5 separate regions of the Homo sapiens genome follow, and all the other regions are linked to region 1. Evidence: chromatin contacts called from ENCODE Hi-C or POLR2A ChIA-PET data. All regions are on one chromosome and are shown on one strand. The core of a region is the stretch at or near the end of the contact, and the rest is flanking DNA. Distances in the headings are between cores, read along the strand shown. Region 1 holds the start of PACSIN2 (protein kinase C and casein kinase substrate in neurons 2). Region 2 holds the start of RRP7A (ribosomal RNA processing 7 homolog A). Region 3 holds the start of SERHL2 (serine hydrolase like 2). Region 4 has its middle 13 kb from the start of CYB5R3. Region 5 overlaps A4GALT (alpha 1,4-galactosyltransferase (P1PK blood group)).

The links. Hi-C counts contacts between places; a loop is a spot of excess contacts on that map. ChIA-PET counts read pairs that join two places held with the same protein, here RNA polymerase II (POLR2A). Pooled maps may share reads with other maps.
Region 2: a loop to region 1 is called in a pooled map, with 5 times the contacts of the local background. The contact joins the promoter of RRP7A here to the promoter of PACSIN2 in region 1. A Hi-C loop is called at or near these places in 5 of 50 pooled maps. POLR2A ChIA-PET finds 5 or more read pairs at or near these places in 2 of 52 experiments (A673 and activated B cell).
Region 3: a loop to region 1 is called in a pooled map, with 2.6 times the contacts of the local background. The contact joins the promoter of SERHL2 here to the promoter of PACSIN2 in region 1. A Hi-C loop is called at or near these places in 1 of 50 pooled maps. POLR2A ChIA-PET finds 5 or more read pairs at or near these places in 2 of 52 experiments (Caco-2 and GM12878).
Region 4: a map of CD8-positive, alpha-beta T cell shows a loop between it and region 1 (2.6-fold over the local background). The contact joins the enhancer-like site here to the promoter of PACSIN2 in region 1. A Hi-C loop is called at or near these places in 1 of 168 maps with a recorded cell type or tissue (CD8-positive, alpha-beta T cell), 3 of 37 single-sample maps with no recorded cell type and 7 of 50 pooled maps. POLR2A ChIA-PET finds 5 or more read pairs at or near these places in 6 of 52 experiments (A673, B cell, GM10248 and 3 more).
Region 5: POLR2A ChIA-PET joins it to region 1 with 13 read pairs in BJ. The contact joins the enhancer-like site here to the promoter of PACSIN2 in region 1. A Hi-C loop is called at or near these places in 2 of 50 pooled maps. POLR2A ChIA-PET finds 5 or more read pairs at or near these places in 3 of 52 experiments (BJ, GM10248 and activated CD4-positive, alpha-beta T cell).

The regions. Positions count from the first base shown.
Region 1 is chr22:43,013,650-43,016,571 of GRCh38, forward strand. PACSIN2 (protein kinase C and casein kinase substrate in neurons 2) reads right to left here and starts at 1,500. Exons shown (of 11, transcript NM_001184970.3): 1 at 1,372-1,500. RefSeq lists enhancers at 1,102-1,805, 1,788-1,987 and silencers at 1,228-1,297, 1,418-1,467, 1,478-1,667.
Region 2 is chr22:42,518,546-42,521,467 of GRCh38, forward strand. RRP7A (ribosomal RNA processing 7 homolog A) reads right to left here and starts at 1,251. Exons shown (of 7, transcript NM_015703.5): 1 at 1,169-1,251. The coding sequence starts at 1,241. It overlaps LOC124900479 (a long non-coding RNA gene), which reads left to right. Exons shown (of 3, transcript XR_007068117.1): 1 at 1-808. RefSeq lists silencers at 1,003-1,132, 1,143-1,312, 1,333-1,392 and enhancers at 1,573-1,632, 2,158-2,452.
Region 3 is chr22:42,552,706-42,555,627 of GRCh38, forward strand. It overlaps SERHL2 (serine hydrolase like 2), which reads left to right and starts at 1,251. Exons shown (of 12, transcript NM_014509.5): 1 at 1,251-1,337; 2 at 2,233-2,382; 3 at 2,527-2,640. The coding sequence starts at 1,316. RefSeq lists a silencer at 794-1,193.
Region 4 is chr22:42,660,726-42,663,647 of GRCh38, forward strand. No RefSeq gene overlaps it. Among named protein-coding and RNA genes, the nearest start is that of CYB5R3, 13 kb to the left of the region's middle. RefSeq lists silencers at 1,382-1,521, 1,652-1,701, 1,742-2,021. Within about 2 kb of position 1,431, at least 9 of the 41 ENCODE cell types and tissues checked have a DNase peak (open chromatin) inside an H3K27ac peak, as active enhancers do.
Region 5 is chr22:42,697,176-42,700,097 of GRCh38, forward strand. The region is part of intron 1 of A4GALT (alpha 1,4-galactosyltransferase (P1PK blood group)); the gene reads right to left. Among named protein-coding and RNA genes, the nearest start is that of A4GALT, 22 kb to the right of the region's middle. RefSeq lists enhancers at 1,100-1,783, 1,784-2,467. Within about 2 kb of position 1,367, at least 20 of the 41 ENCODE cell types and tissues checked have a DNase peak (open chromatin) inside an H3K27ac peak, as active enhancers do.

The DNA.
Region 1 (2,922 bases), core at 250-2,749:
GTTAAAACAGAACTTCAGCACACGGGAATAACCGCAGAGGAAGGCACCGAAAAGGAGGGAAGGAAGAAGGTGTGAGCTCACCATCTGCAGCTGAGGTTCAAACTCTTTGAGCTGGTTTCCTGATTTTCATCAAGACAGCCAGGCAGTATTTGGTAAACAGTGTACCAAGTAGCCCTGGAGACTCTGAGCAGCCTACCCCCTTAACCACAAAAACACCGGACAGGCGGAGGGAAAAAGAGAAGACAGGATCCAGGAATGGTGCACACACCCAGCCAAAGGCCACCTTCCCTCAGGCACCCAAGCCAAGAGTGGCATCCCCAGGTCCTGTTATACGTCAAAGGCTGCAGCCGTGTGGGCCCCAAAGCAATAGCACAGCTTGCTCCCCTGACCAACCAACTCCTTCTGAAAAGAAAATCGACCTTCTCTGATGGAGCCGAAACCCAATGAATCAATGAAATTCAACAGCAGCAGCAATCACTACCTCTCCAATTGCGGACCTCTCAGGATGCCTGGCCAGGCTTGAAAGCCCTAGAGGAGTAAGGAGTTCGGATTTCTGATTCAGTGAGTCTGGGGAAACTCTGAGGAGGGTCACAAGGGCAAACCTCCCCGGCCTCTCCTGCTTGGCCCCAGCCCTAGGACGTGCTGCGGTAAGGGCTTTGCTCCCCCCGCCCTACACACACACACACACACACACACACACACAGACACACACACACCACCCCCCCCCCCCCGGGACACGGAGGGTGGGAAGGAAGGAAATGGAGGCCGCTCATCAAAGCGCCCGAAATCAGCGCACCCGCGTGTGTCCTGCGTCGCCCCCCAGGCCACCCCAGGACTAAGCCCTGCCCTCTCACCGGCGCGTCCCAGCCACGCCTTCCCTCCAGCGTTGCTCCGGCACCCTCGCCTAACCTCTGCACGTCTCGGATTCCCAGCTTTCTCCTAAATCGCGTCCCTCCAAAAGTCGCCCCAGCTCCCCCTTCTGCAGCTGTCTACACCTCCCCCACTCATTAGCAGCTCTTAACCCCCGACGGCCCTGCTCCTGCACTTCCCTCTCCAGCAGGCCCCGGACCCCGGAAAACTGCCCCGCTCCCACAGCGCCGCCCCCATGGGCCCCCGCCCCTTCCCCGAGCCGACCCCACTCGCCCTCGTCCTCCCCAAGATGTCTTCTCCAGGCGCCCCCCGGGGCCCCGAGCACTCGCCCCCTCCCACAGAGACAGGAAGTTCCGCGCGGCCCGACCCGCTTCCCTCAGGGCGCGGAGCTCGGCGCGGCGGCCCTGACGGGGCGCGGGCCCGGCCGCGGACCAGCGCCCCCGCGTCCCGCCCGCGGCGCCCCAACCGTCGCGGCGACCCCTGACCTCGGCGGCCACTCACCTCCCAATCCGTCGCACACTCCGTTCAGGCTGCCACGGCGTCTCCAGACCCAGCTCCGGCCGGGCTCCCGCTACCGCTTTTGCTCCGGCAGCACTGCCCAGCCCTGCCCAGACCCCTGCGGCCGCTTCTGCCGCCAGCCGCGACCGCACCGCCCCCGCCGCTCCCGCTGGGCTCTGTCCATTGGCTACCGGACACCGAGCCCCGCCCCACAGCCTCCCCGGCGCCCCCGATTGGGCCAGATGAGTAGAGAGGCGGCTCACCCCGCGTGAGGACGAGGGAAAGCCCCAGGACGCGCATTGGTGACTTCTCCTGTCAATCAAACGGGGAGTGCCTATTTAATGGGCTGCGAGGGTGGCGCAGATTACTCTCCCAAAGCCGCTCGCTGGTGGTGGTCCTTGAGACGCGCTTCCCGGGGCTGGAGTTTTGCGGTTTCGTCGGCATCCAGGGGTAAGAGGGCGCGGCAGGGCAGCACCGCACCTGACCGGAAGTTCAGGGAAGGTAATCCTACAGTCTTTCAGAAAGTTTCCTCTCCCAAGGGACTCAAAGAAGCTAATGTCGTTAGGAGCTCCTCCGACTTGCGCCAAAAGCGTCATTCCACGTGGACCCGCTTAGTTTAAACGGGGGGTTGGGGGGGCGTATGTTGCTGCTCTCTCTAATAAAATATATTTGGATGGCAAGGCACCAGGCAATGCACACGCATTCTTTCCAATTCTCACAATCACCTTGCATGATAGGGTATTAGCCCCGTTCTGCAGAGGGAAATACTCTTGAAGGAAAATGGAGAGCACTTCCTGAGCACTGTCCTACGCGCTGTCCAAGCACTGCTTCATGTCATCCAGGTGGAGAGGATGGTGAGAGGAACCCCAGGTGAGGGGTGAGCCAGGTAACTTGCTGGGGGTGATGTGGAGTAAAGAGAGTAAATGGCAGAGCCAGGATTAGAAACCCAGGTCAGCCCAACCCTTGAGAATAATAATGATGACTGTGTAGCACTATGGGAAAATGCTTAAACTAAAACGTTAAAAGAAAAAGCCAGATAGAGCCAGGCATGGTGACATGCACCTGGAATCCCAGCTTCTTGGGACGCCGAGGCAGGAGAATCGCTTCAGCCCAGGAGTTTGAGGCCAACCTGGGCCACATAGCAAGACCCAGTTCTCTAAAAAGTAAAATAAAAGAAAATAATAATAAAAGAAAAAGCTAGATACAAAATGGTAGAAACTGTAGAATTGCTGCTACATATAGATAGGTATGAGAAAAGAGTCCACAAAGAAATCTAGTGGTTGTTTACTTTCTAGACTGCTCTGTGGCATTGTCCTTATGACAATAATTGAGAAAGAAACAAAAGAACCGGCTAGGCACGGTGGCTCACGCCTGGAATCCCAGTACTCTGGGAGGCCGAGGCGGGCAGATCACAAGGTCAGGAGTTTGAGACCAGCCTGGCCAACACAGTGAAAGCCTGTCTCTGCTAAAAATACAAAAAATTAGCTGGGTGTGGTGGCATGCACCTGTAATCCCAGCTACTTGGGAGTCTGAGGCAGGAGAATCACTTGAACC
Region 2 (2,922 bases), core at 1-2,500, 500 kb before region 1:
GGTACACCAGGGCCTCACACATGCTGGCCTCTCTACCTGGCGTGTCACCCTCTTCCCTCCCGCTCACCTCAGGTTTAGCTCAAACCTCGCTTCCTCAGGAGAGCCTTAGCATCACCTCCGCCCCTCCTGCCAGCTCAGATCCCACTGCCTGTGCCTTCACAGCTTCTCTTAACAGTCTGGAGGCTATATTGATGAGATTCTTTGGTTAATCGCTGGCACACCCATGACTGTAATCCTCATAAAGCTAGGAACTGCTTCTATTTTTCTCACACCTCCGTCACAGTACCGGTTGGCGTAGAGCTGCGGTCCCTGAACTCAGGAAGCTCAGTTGCAATAACGGAGAAGACAATTAACAAGCATACAGCAAACTTGTATCAATTGTGAAAGAAACATTACAGGGTGATGGGGTGGCAGAGGTCTTCTTTCCATAGGCCATCACGGATGGCCTCTTTGAGGAAGCAACATTAAAGCTCAGGCCAGAACGCCACTGTGCAACAAACCGGCACAGCACGTGCAAAAACCCAGAGGGGGGAAAAAGCATGTTCCCTCAGAGGAACAGAAAGAGCTTTAGGTCGGCACCAGCCAGACCACGTGGCCCACACAGGTTAAGAAGTCTGGTTTTTGTTTTAGAAGCTACCTGATAAAGCCACTGGAGGGAATGCAGTAGGTGTGGCGCCTATCGTGGGCGCGGCAGACATGATCGAATCTAAATGTCCTTAAAAGAACATTCTGGCACGTGGGTGGAGAACAGAAGCAGGGGCAAGAGGAGAAGGAGGGCAACCGAGTAGGAGGGCCTATAACAGCCCAGGTAAGAGCTGATGGGGGATGGACTAGGAGCAGAGGCGATGAGAAGGGGATGGGCTCACCTGGACGAGCGGGTGTGGACGGAAATGGGTTTGTCCTGGGTGAGAGTGTGGACAGAGGCGGGCTCACCCAAGGGAAGCGTGGACCAAGTTGGGCTCGCCCCGGGAGAGTGAGCAGGCAGAAGGGCGCCGCCTGGGTCCTCGGGACCCCGGAGCCTCAAGACCTGCGGAGCCTGGGGCCACGGGCCACCGGGGCTCACACCCAACCGTGCGGCCGCTCCTGGGGACCCCCGGCCGTCGCCAACCCCCAAACACCTCCCGGCGATGCCTGACCGCCCCCGGTCTCGCGTCCCGGAGCCCCTCACCTGCGTAGCCCAGTGGGCTGGGGATACGGTCCTCCGGGTCCCGCGCGGCGCACTTCCTCCTGCGCGCCACCATCTTGCCACCCGGGAGCGCGGGGGCCGCCGGGAGTTGCGGTTCGGCGCCGGCGCGAGCGCGTTTTCGTGGCGCCTGCCCCGCCCCCTCACTCCAAGCCCGCCTCCCCGGCCCCGCCCGCCATGGCCCAACCTTCATCCGCTCAGAGATAAATCAGCGCGCGAAAGTGGGAGCGAATGTCAGAGTTGACCCCGGCCAGTCACGAGTGCGAACTCAGCTTTCCACTCATGCATTCACACGTTGAATAGGCAGTGTGAGAGAAATCCAGGATGGCTGCTAGGTTTTCAGTCTGAGCAACTAAGAGGATGGTGTTGCCATTGACTGAGATGGGAAGACTGCAGGAGAGGGGCCTGCTTGGGGGTGAAAATGGAGTAGATCAGTTCTCTGTGAGCCGTGGTGAGATGCCCATTAGGCCACTCAGGGGACATGTCAGGTGGGCACTTAGATATGAGACTGAACAGACTGAACATCAGAGATGTCAGGCCTGGAGCAATACACACGGGACTGGCCATGGATAGGTTATTGACAGTTACGAGAGGAGCCGGGTGCGGTGATTCATGCCTGTAATCCCAGCAATTTGGGAGGCCGAGGGGGGCGGATCACTTGAGGTCAGGAGTTCCAGACCAGCCTGGCCAACATGGTGAAACCCCGTGTCTACTAGGTACAAAAAGTAGCCGGGCGTGGTAGTGCATGCCTGTAATTCCAGCTACTCGGGAGGCTGAGGCAGGAGAATCGCTTGAACCCAGGAGGCGGAGATTGCAGTTAGCCAAGATCGCCCCACTGCAATCCAGCCTGGGCAACAGAGCGAGACTCTGTCTCAAAAAAAAAAGAAAGAGAAAAAAAAAGAAAGTTATGAGAGGGTGTGATCGCCAAGGGAGCAAGTGTAGATAGGGGAGAAATGAAGTCCAAGGACTCCACTTTTCTGGACTCCAAAGGGCCTCTCAGACTGTGTACCCGCCAGCCCTTGATGTATCTACTATTTCTCTTTTCCCAGTGTACAGTTGCTTCTTGGAAATGCTGTCGGCCCCTTTGGGGAAAGATTAGGAGCCTACTACTGCAAATATTTGTGGTCTGGAGGGGACCCAGCCTCCCTTTCAGTCAGTGACCTCTGGTTCTGAGGCCTAGCTTAGGCCTGGAAACTGGATGAGGGGTTGGGATTTTCCATCAGCAGCTGCCATTACTGTCCTGTTCGCTCGTTTTTTGTTTTTGATCTTTCTTTGCTTAGCGCAGTCAAGCAGTGTTGGGGCTTCCGTGGCCCCTGGGAATACCGTGGTCTACTAGCATTCACCAGAGACTCCTGTGCGCCCAGGATCCCTGGCAGCCACTCTGGCCTTGCTCCTGTTCTGACAGTCACATCAACCGAACCTCTGCTCTCTGGAATCCTATCTCCTGCTGACCTTTCCGAGCCCGGCTCCAGTCCTATTTGCCCTCTTCTACCCTGGCCTCAGAGGACGGCCATGCCGATTGCCCATTGATGCCTAGACCCCCCACTAGTCAAAGCAGTCTCTGGTGAACCCTCCAGAAATACGGTCATCTGGCTTCTCAGATGTTGCATAATAAATCTGTGCCTGCACATCCCCCTCCCCGAGGCCTTTGGCTCCTTCTCAGTGCCCTGCCACCATCGTTCTGTTATCTCCCTCTCATGTATTGCTTCCACGCTTCAAGGAGCCATCTCGATGGATAT
Region 3 (2,922 bases), core at 1-2,500, 460 kb before region 1:
TAACACGGTGAAACTCCGTCTCTACTAAAAAAAATACAAGAAAAATTAGCCGGGTGTGGTGGTGGGTGCCCGTAGTCCCAGCTACTCGGGAGGCTGAGGCAGGAGAATGGCGTGAATCCGGGAGGCGGAGGTTTAAGTGAGCCGAGATCGCGCTACGGCACTCCAGCCTGGGCTACAAAGCGAGACTCTGTTTCAAAAAAAAAAAAAAAAAAAAAAAAGAGAATTCACTACCAGTACTTGTTCTTATTTGTCCTAGACTTGCCACTGTTTCAGACTCAAAGGGTGCACTTTCCCTCTTTCATTGTAGGATTTAGTGCATGAATCTGCTCACCCCAAACATCCTCTTCATAACTTGGGGTTTTCGATCCTTTCCAGGCAGATATTGTTTATAATCCCTCACCTGGAGGGTTCCTCCACGTCCCCAATTTATACATTCATTTGTTCACCTGTACAATTTTTTTTTTTTTGAGACGGACTCTCGCTGTCGCCCAGGCTGGAGTGCAGTGGTGCGATCTCGGCTCACTGCTGGCTCCGCTCCCCCGGGTTCACGCCATTCTCCGGCCTCAGCCTCCAGAGTAGCTGGGACTACAGGCGCCCACCACCTCGCCCGGCTAATTTTTCGTATTTTTAGTAGAGACGGGGTTTCACCATGTTAACCAGGATGGTCTCGATCTCCTGACCTTGTGATCCGCCCACCTTGGCCTCCCAAAATGCTGGGATTACAGGCGTGAGCCACCGCGCCCGGCCTGTACAACAATTATTAAGACTGGCTTGTGCCAGGCTCTGCTGAGAATCCCAGGACACGGTGGGGACACGGTGGACGCAGGCTGTCCGTCAAGGGGGCTAGTAAGCCACTAAACAAAGGGTAGCCTTCAGCCCTGCGGCGCGGGCCAGCGAGCATTCAGAGGCCCAACTCGCTGTGGTTGCTCCCCGGGTCTGGTCCCGCGCGGACGTGGGGGCGGCCATCAGGACTGCCCGGGGGTTGGCGCCCTGCTGGGTTCCAAGCCGGTGGGCGCGGACAGTGTGGCGGGAAGGCCGGGCCTGGCGGGTGGGGGCGCGGCCTGGCGGTGGGGGTGGACCTTCCTGGGGTGGAGCCCGCGGCTGTGGGAGCAGGGCCCGCCGGGGCTCGGGCAGGGCGGTGGGAAGGCGGGGCCTTCTGAGTGGGGGCGGGGACTGCTGGAGTTGCGGGGCCTGCCTGGGGTAGGGCGGGGCAGGACAGCTTGGAGATAGGGCCCGGAATTGCGGGCGTCACTCTGCTCCTGCGACCTAGCCAGGCGTGAGGGAGTGACAGCAGCGCATTCGCGGGACGAGAGCGATGAGTGAGAACGCCGCACCAGGTCTGACGGGGAGGCCTTGTGCGAGCGTCCCACTGCCCACCCACCTGGTTGGGACAGTAGAAGAGGGCGGGATGGAGTGGAGGGTTCGCCGACCGCGTCGCCCTCCTGGGTGTCGCAGCTCCTTCCTCGGCAGTCCCGGGGCATGAGAGCGCGACCGGCCAGGAGTTGGGGGACCCGGGACACGGCCGCACGTGGCCTCCCAGGGTTCCAGGAGCCCCTGAGTTAGCCGAGCGTGCGCGTGGGTGTCGGGGGTGCGCAAGTCTCCAGCCTTGCAGAGACGGAGGAGGCTGCCAGATGTGGGGGCGGTGGGGGTTCCTGGAGTCCCACCGCCTGCCCTAAATTTCCACTCCGCCCTTGTCGCCCAGTGTGACCTTGGGCATGTACTGCAGCTCCCAGTGCCTCAGTTTCCTGCTCTGTGGAGGGAGAGTGACAGTGGTCCCACCTGCTGCGTGTATGAGGGTTTGGCACCCCTCTGGCCTTTGGGAAAGGCTTAGGAAACGGGCTGTTTCTTTACTCCGGTTTTACAGGAAAGGAAACAGGCTCAAGACGTTTTAGTAACTTCTCCAAGGTTACCCAGCCAGCAAGTGATGGGGTCCAGGCCTGACCAGCGCCCCCGCCCCAGCACATTCTAGAAGGTTCTGCCCCAGTTTAAATGGGGTGCATGCTCTGAGGCCTGTCACAGCTTTTTCCGGCTTAACTTCTCTGTCCCTCCTCTGGGAGTCTCCACTCCCATGTCTGACTCTCTCCCCATAACCTTCTGGGGCAGCTAAGGGTCTGAGTCCCTCTGGACATGAGCCCCTGGCTCAAGCACATCAGGCAGAGATAAGGGGCTCAGGGAGCACCAGCTTCATGGGTGAATGAATGAAGGAATGAAAGACCCGGCTGTGTCTTTCAGGTCTGATCTCAGAGCTGAAGCTGGCTGTGCCCTGGGGCCACATCGCAGCCAAAGCCTGGGGCTCCCTGCAGGGCCCTCCAGTTCTCTGCCTGCACGGCTGGCTGGACAATGCCAGCTCCTTCGACAGACTCATCCCTCTTCTCCCGCAAGGTGTGAGGCTGGGGCTGAAGGGAAGGCCAGGGGGAAAGTGGGCAGGAAGGTGAGGGGGGAGGTCTGCAGGGGAATGAGGAGGGCGGGGAGACAGCTGGCATAGACACCTCTTCCTACCCTCCAACCCGCTTCTCTCTGTTTCAGACTTTTATTACGTTGCCATGGATTTCGGAGGTCATGGGCTCTCGTCCCATTACAGCCCAGGTGTCCCATATTACCTCCAGACTTTTGTGAGTGAGATCCGAAGAGTTGTGGCAGGTAAGAAACAGAGTGTGTATTTTCGGCGGTGTGGGGGGTGCTCTAGGGCACCCCCTCTTATCACTGGAGGCGGGGTAGGATCCAGGAAGCAGCGCTGGCCTGAGAGTGGGGCCTGGGCTCTGGCCCCAGGTCTGCCAGCAATTCACGGGAGATCTTGGGAAAGTTGAAGAGTTCGCTTCCTCCAGTGGGTCCCCCAAGCTAGTGTCCTGGGTGGACACCCCAGATGCTGGGAAGGGATTTCCTGAGCCTGGGGACTAGAAGCAAGATCGTGGGCTGAGCCTG
Region 4 (2,922 bases), core at 181-2,680, 350 kb before region 1:
ACAGACTGAGACCCCATCTCAAAAAAATAAAATAAAATAAAATAAAGGATATTCAGAAGGATACAGAAGAACAACCAGATGGAAGAGATCCATAGGGCAAGGGAAGGGGAAGTGTGTGGCACCTCCATGCCCTCTCCAGGCACACTACCCTCCAGGCACCAGCAAGTGTTCAGCTGTCCAGAAGCTCTCCCAACCCCGTCCATTATTTCTTTCTTTTTCTTTTCTTTTCTTTTCTTTTTTTCTTTTTTAAGACGGAGTCTTGCTCTTGTCGCCCAGTCTGGAGTGCAATGGCATGATTTTGGCTCACTGCAACCTCTGCCTCTTGGGTTCAAGTGATTCACCTGCCTTGCCTCCCGAGTAGCTGGGATTACAGGTGCCCGCCACCATGGTCAGCTAATTTTTGTATTTTTAGTAGAGACGGGGGTTTCATCATGTTGGCCAGGCTGGTCTTGAACTCCTGACCTCATGTGATCCACCCGCCTTGGCATCCCAAAGTGCTGGGATTACAGGCATGAGCCACCGCGCCCGGCCTATTTATTTCTATATATATTTATTATATTTAATAATATATATTATTATTTATATACATATTTTTAATTTTATTTTTTTGGCTGGGTGGGGTGGTACACGCCTGTAATCCCAGCACTTTGGGAGGCCGAGGCGGGTGTATCCCCTGAGGTCAGGAGTTCGAGACCAGCCTGACCAACATAGTGAAACCCCATCTCTACTAAAAATACAAAATTAGCTGGATGTGGTGGTGCACGCCTGTAATCCCAGCTACTCAGGAGGCTGAGGCAGGTGAATTGCTTGAACCCGGGAGGCAGAGGTTGTAGTGAGCAGAGATCGCGCCATTGCACTCCAGCCTGGGCAACAAGAGTGAAGCTCCGTTTCAAAAAAAAATTATTTATTTTTAAAAATTGAATTAACTTGGCTGGGTGTGGTGGCTCACCCCTGTAATCCCAGCACTTTGGGAGGCCGAGGGGGGAGGATCACCTGAGGTCAGGAGTCCGAGACCAGCCTGGCCAACATGGTGAAATCCCTGTCTCTACTAAAAATGCAAAAATTAGCCTGGAGTGGTGGCGCATGCCTGTAATCCCAGATTGCTTGAACCCGGGAGGCGGAGGCTGCAGTGAGCGGAGATCACGCCACTGCACTCCACCCTGGGCGACAGAGCCAGACTCTGTCTCAAAAAAAAAAAAAAAAAAAAAAAAAAAAAAGGAGAGTTGTATTATTATTTGTAGATGAAGAAAACTGGTTCTGTCCAACCAATGCAGAATAGATCTCAATGGATCTTTGAGCGTCCAGAAATAGACCTAAGTGTAAAAGGGGGCATTTGCAGTTGAGTAGGATGGGCTGGGTACTGTCGCCAGGTCTGTAGTCCCAGCAATTTGGGTGCGCTTGATGTCAGGTTCCGGCCTCCAGGGGGCGCGCCCGAGCCAGGAAAAGGCTCCCGGCGCCCGGGGCGCGGGTCCAGCCGGCTCCATCCGAAATCTCCACTCCCACCGGCTTCGGCTGGGGGTTCTGCCGCTGCTCTGCTCCAGCCGAGCCCCAAATCCTGCCTCCTCTACCCCTTCCTCGGACCCAGCCCGTGCCCACCTTGGGTCCCGGCAGCCTGGGAGGGGTGCGCCTCTTGGGGCTCATCCCCCACAACCTCCACGCTCTGGAGGTGTTCAGGTTCCTTCGAGTCCGTGTCCCCGAGCCCCGCGCCGCTACGGGGAGCCCTGCAGACGCCTCGGTGGGGAAGAGAGGCCGCTGTCCCGGGATAGGTGCTGCCCCTTGGGCTGCGGGGCTCCGCGGAGAGCGGCCGAGAGAGCGGGAGCCCGGGCCGGGCGGGCCGGGGTGGACGGTCGTGGGGGCTGCCGGGGAGGCCCGGGAGCGGGAGGAGGTGACGGTCGGAGACGGGTGATTCTTGTGAGGGCACGCGGAGCCGGGGCGGGATGGGGGCCCTACCTTGTCCAGGCGCCCTCTGGATCCGGGTCTGCCTCGAGGCGGCGGAAGCCCCACGGGGCGCTGGGCGGCGCCCTCCCCTGCCTTGCCCTCGTGGGGTTACTCCCCGCAGAGCTCCCAGCTGGCCCCCCAGGACTCGTGGGGGTGAGGGGAGGGGGATGTGAAGCTCCCGAATGGAGGCCGAGAGGGCAGCGGGGCAGGGGATGCTCAGGAGTTCAAGTCCAGCCTGGGCAACATGGCAGGGCCCATCCCAGGGTGTCCAGGGCAAAAACAGTTCCCGCTCATGGGCTCAGAGAGGTCACGCCTGCCCCTGCCGAGGACAGAGCCTGTCACAAAGAAAACGGCACGCTCTGGAAGTTTCTTCCATCCCTTTCCACCTCCTCCTTCAAAACAGAGTCTGCGTCCTTTTGGCCGGGCTCGGTGGCTCACGCCTGTAATCCCAGCACTTTGGGAGGCTGGGGCAGGCAGATCACGAGGTCAAGAGATCGAGACCATCCTGGCCAACATGGTGAAACCCTGGCTCTACTAAAACTACAAAAATTAACTGGGCGTGGTGGCGCATGCCTGTAGTCCCAGCTACTTGGGAGGCTGAGGCAGGAGAATCGCTTGAACCCTGAAGGCGGAGGTTGCAGTCGACAGAGATCATGCCACTGCACTTCAGCCAGGTGACAGAGCGAGACTCTGAGACTCCGTCTCAAAAAACAAAACAAAACAAAACAAAACAAAAGAAAGACAGGAGCTCCTCCCCTTCTATAATTACAAACTTTTAACAGTTTTCCCTCAGGTTATCATTTTTATTTCATGAGAAAGTTCTGGCTAATGAGAACCCAAAACCCAAAGGAGGTGTTGATTTCAGGCACAGTGCCAGGTGCCTCTAATCCAGCCAGGAGCTAGGGGCTGCTCTGGGAGCTGCTGGGTGAGGAAGGGGTGTTGGGGGTCTACGCGTTTAAATCCCTATTAATGCCAGGCGCAGTG
Region 5 (2,922 bases), core at 117-2,616, 320 kb before region 1:
GAGTGAATTAATGAATGATCAGTAAATGAATGAATGAGTGAACGAGTGAGTGACCAGTAAGAGTGAACCAATGAGTGTGTAGATCGCTGTGTGACCAAGTGGGCCAGTGCGAAAGGTGGGGGGCAGAGGCCGGGTGAGCTCCCTGGGATGCGGGTAGCAAGGACAGGGCTGTGGTGTGAACCAAGACATGGTGCCCCCTGCCCCTGTCTTTCTTCTGCAGGGAGAGGGGCTATTTTGGTCCTGAGTACTTTTAACCCCATGTGAACCACGCGGACGGGTGGACAGTTGGAGGGCCAGTAGCAGCAGCAGGAGCCTCTGCCCACTTGGGGGCCCCGAGTGCTGGCATGATCTGACTCCATGGTGTGGGCGGGGTCCGGGCCCACTTGGAGGAGCAGGATATGTCGTCGGACCACAGTTGGGGGTGCCAGACTCAGGCCACGCCATATTTGGTGTCAGAGCCCAAGACCCAGGAATAGAAACTGTGTATGGGGCCAAGTTGGCCGCAGCCCAATATCCAGGTGACCTCAGGCCCAAAGCATGCTCCTGGCCCCCGAGACGGGCCTCGCAGTTGCAGCCTATGTCCTGGACCTTGTCAGCTGGGCCTGGCACACCCCTGCTGCCTGCCCCTGCCTCCAGGCTCACTACTTCCCGCCCTGTCACCAGGGAGCTACTCCCAGTTAGCCTGTTACTGTGGCCACTCCCCTGCTCTAAGCCCTTCCATGGCTCCCATCGCCAGGATTCCCCATGACTCATCTTAGGCAGGAAGTGAGGAGAGAGGAGAGGTGCAGGGCATGGCCGGGCGCGGTGGCTCACGCCTGTAATCCCGGCACTTTGGGAGGCTGAGGTGGGCGGATCATGAAGTCAGGAGATTAAGACCATCCTGGCCAACACGGTGAAACCCCATCTCTACTGAAAATACAAAAATTAGCTGGCATGATGGTGCACGCCTGTAGTCTCAGCTACTCAGGAGGCTGAGGCAGAAGAATCGCTTGAACTCGGGAGGCAGAGGTTGCAGTGAGCTGAGATCGTGCCACTGCACTCTAGCCTGGCAATAGAGCGAGACTCCGTCTCAAAAAAAAAAAAAAAAAATCGAGAGGTGCAGGGCAATGGAGACAGAAGGCCAAAGGCTGGGTCAGACCCCTACCAGCCAGGTTCTTGGCACCAGCTCTGCAGACCCCAACTAGGGGCATCAGCATCAGGGGCTAGGCCCAAGGGCCTAGAAAAGGCCCTCCAAGCTGGTGCTTTTCATCCCTACACAAATTGCACCCCCACCTGTCCCTACAGTAAGGGCGCTACCCCTCCAGCCCTGTGTCCAGCCCAGCTCAGCCTAGCACTGGCCAACCATGACCCAACAAAACGGAGTCCGCACTGAGCCCTCCATCCAGGCTGAGTGCTGACAGAGAGGCTCCCAGAGCACCAGGGTTATGCCCTTGGAGATTCCGATGTCCTGACGGGAACACAGAGGCCCCGAGAGGCAAAGGTGTCAGAGGCGTGTGAGCCAGACCAACACCATCTTAAATAGGAGCTGAGTAAAATGAGGCTGACACCTACTGGGCTGCATTCCCAGACGGGTAAGGCATTCTAAGTCACAGGGTGAGATAGGAGTTCAGCACAAAATACAGGTCATAAAGACCTTGCTGATAAAACAGGTTGCAGTAGAGAAGCCGGCCAAAACCCACCAAAACCAAAATGGCCATAAGAGTGACCTCTGGTCGTCCTCTCTGCTACACTCCCACCAGCACCGTGAGTTTACAAATGCCATCGCAACGTCAGGAAGTTACCTTGGGTGGTCTAAAAAGGGGAGGCATGAATAATCCACCCCTTGTTTAGCATATCATCAAGAAATAACCATAAAAATGGGTAAGCAGCAGCCCTAGGGGCTGCTCTATGCAGTAGCCATTCTTTTATTCCTTTACCTTCTTTTTTTTTTATGAGTCTTGCTCTGTCGCCCAGGCTGGAGTGTAATGGCCCGATCTCGGTTCACTAAAACCTCTTCCTACTGGTTTCAAGCAATTCTCCTGCCTCAGCCTCCTGAGTAGCTGGGATTACAGGCATGTGCCACCATGCCCGGCTGATTTTTTGTATTTTTAGTAGAGATTTGGTTTCACCAAGTTTGCCAAGCTAGTCTTGAACTCCTGACCTCAAGTGATCCGCCCACCTCGGCCTCCCAAAGTGCTGGGATTACAGGCATGTGACACTGCGCCCGGCTCCTTTACAATCTTAGTAAACTTGCTTTCACTTTGCACTGCGGACTCATCCTGAATTTTCTTGCCCCCTGGTGTGAGTGGCCACGACCCTCCTGTCACTCTCGGTCACATCACTCGACATTTCCTTCAATGCCCTTGGTCATGGGCCTGGCCCGGGGAGCTGACTGAGGACTTGGAGAGCCCCATGCAGGGCAAGGGGAGGGCTCTGAGTTCCTGTGAGGGCAAGGGACGCAGGACTGCACAGAGGGAGATGTTGAGCTGTGAGGCTGTCATTGCCACAGGGGCCTCGGCCAGTCCCATAGGAGCTCTGCAGCTGGGGTGGCCATCAGAGATGTTTGTTCCAAACCACAGTCGGGGCTATGATGGTTAATTTCATGTGTCAACTTGACCAGGACACAGGGTGCCCCAATTAAACGTTACTCCTGGGTGTGTCTGGGGGTGTTTCCAGATGAGATTACCATTCGAATGGCAGACTCAGGAAGCAGATGGCCCCCAGTGTGGGTGGGCCCCCAACCCTGAGTAGAAGGAAAGGCTGAGGACGGAGGAATTCGCCCCCGTTCTCCTGCCTCACTGCTGAGCTGAGAGAGGATGTCTTATTTCATCTTCTCATCGACTGGTTCTGTTAATTTGGAGAACCCCGACTAACCCAGGGGCCTACACCAACACTGGCCCGCAGTGGGTCACTGGGGATGGGCTGCTCCCGAGGTAGGGGGCA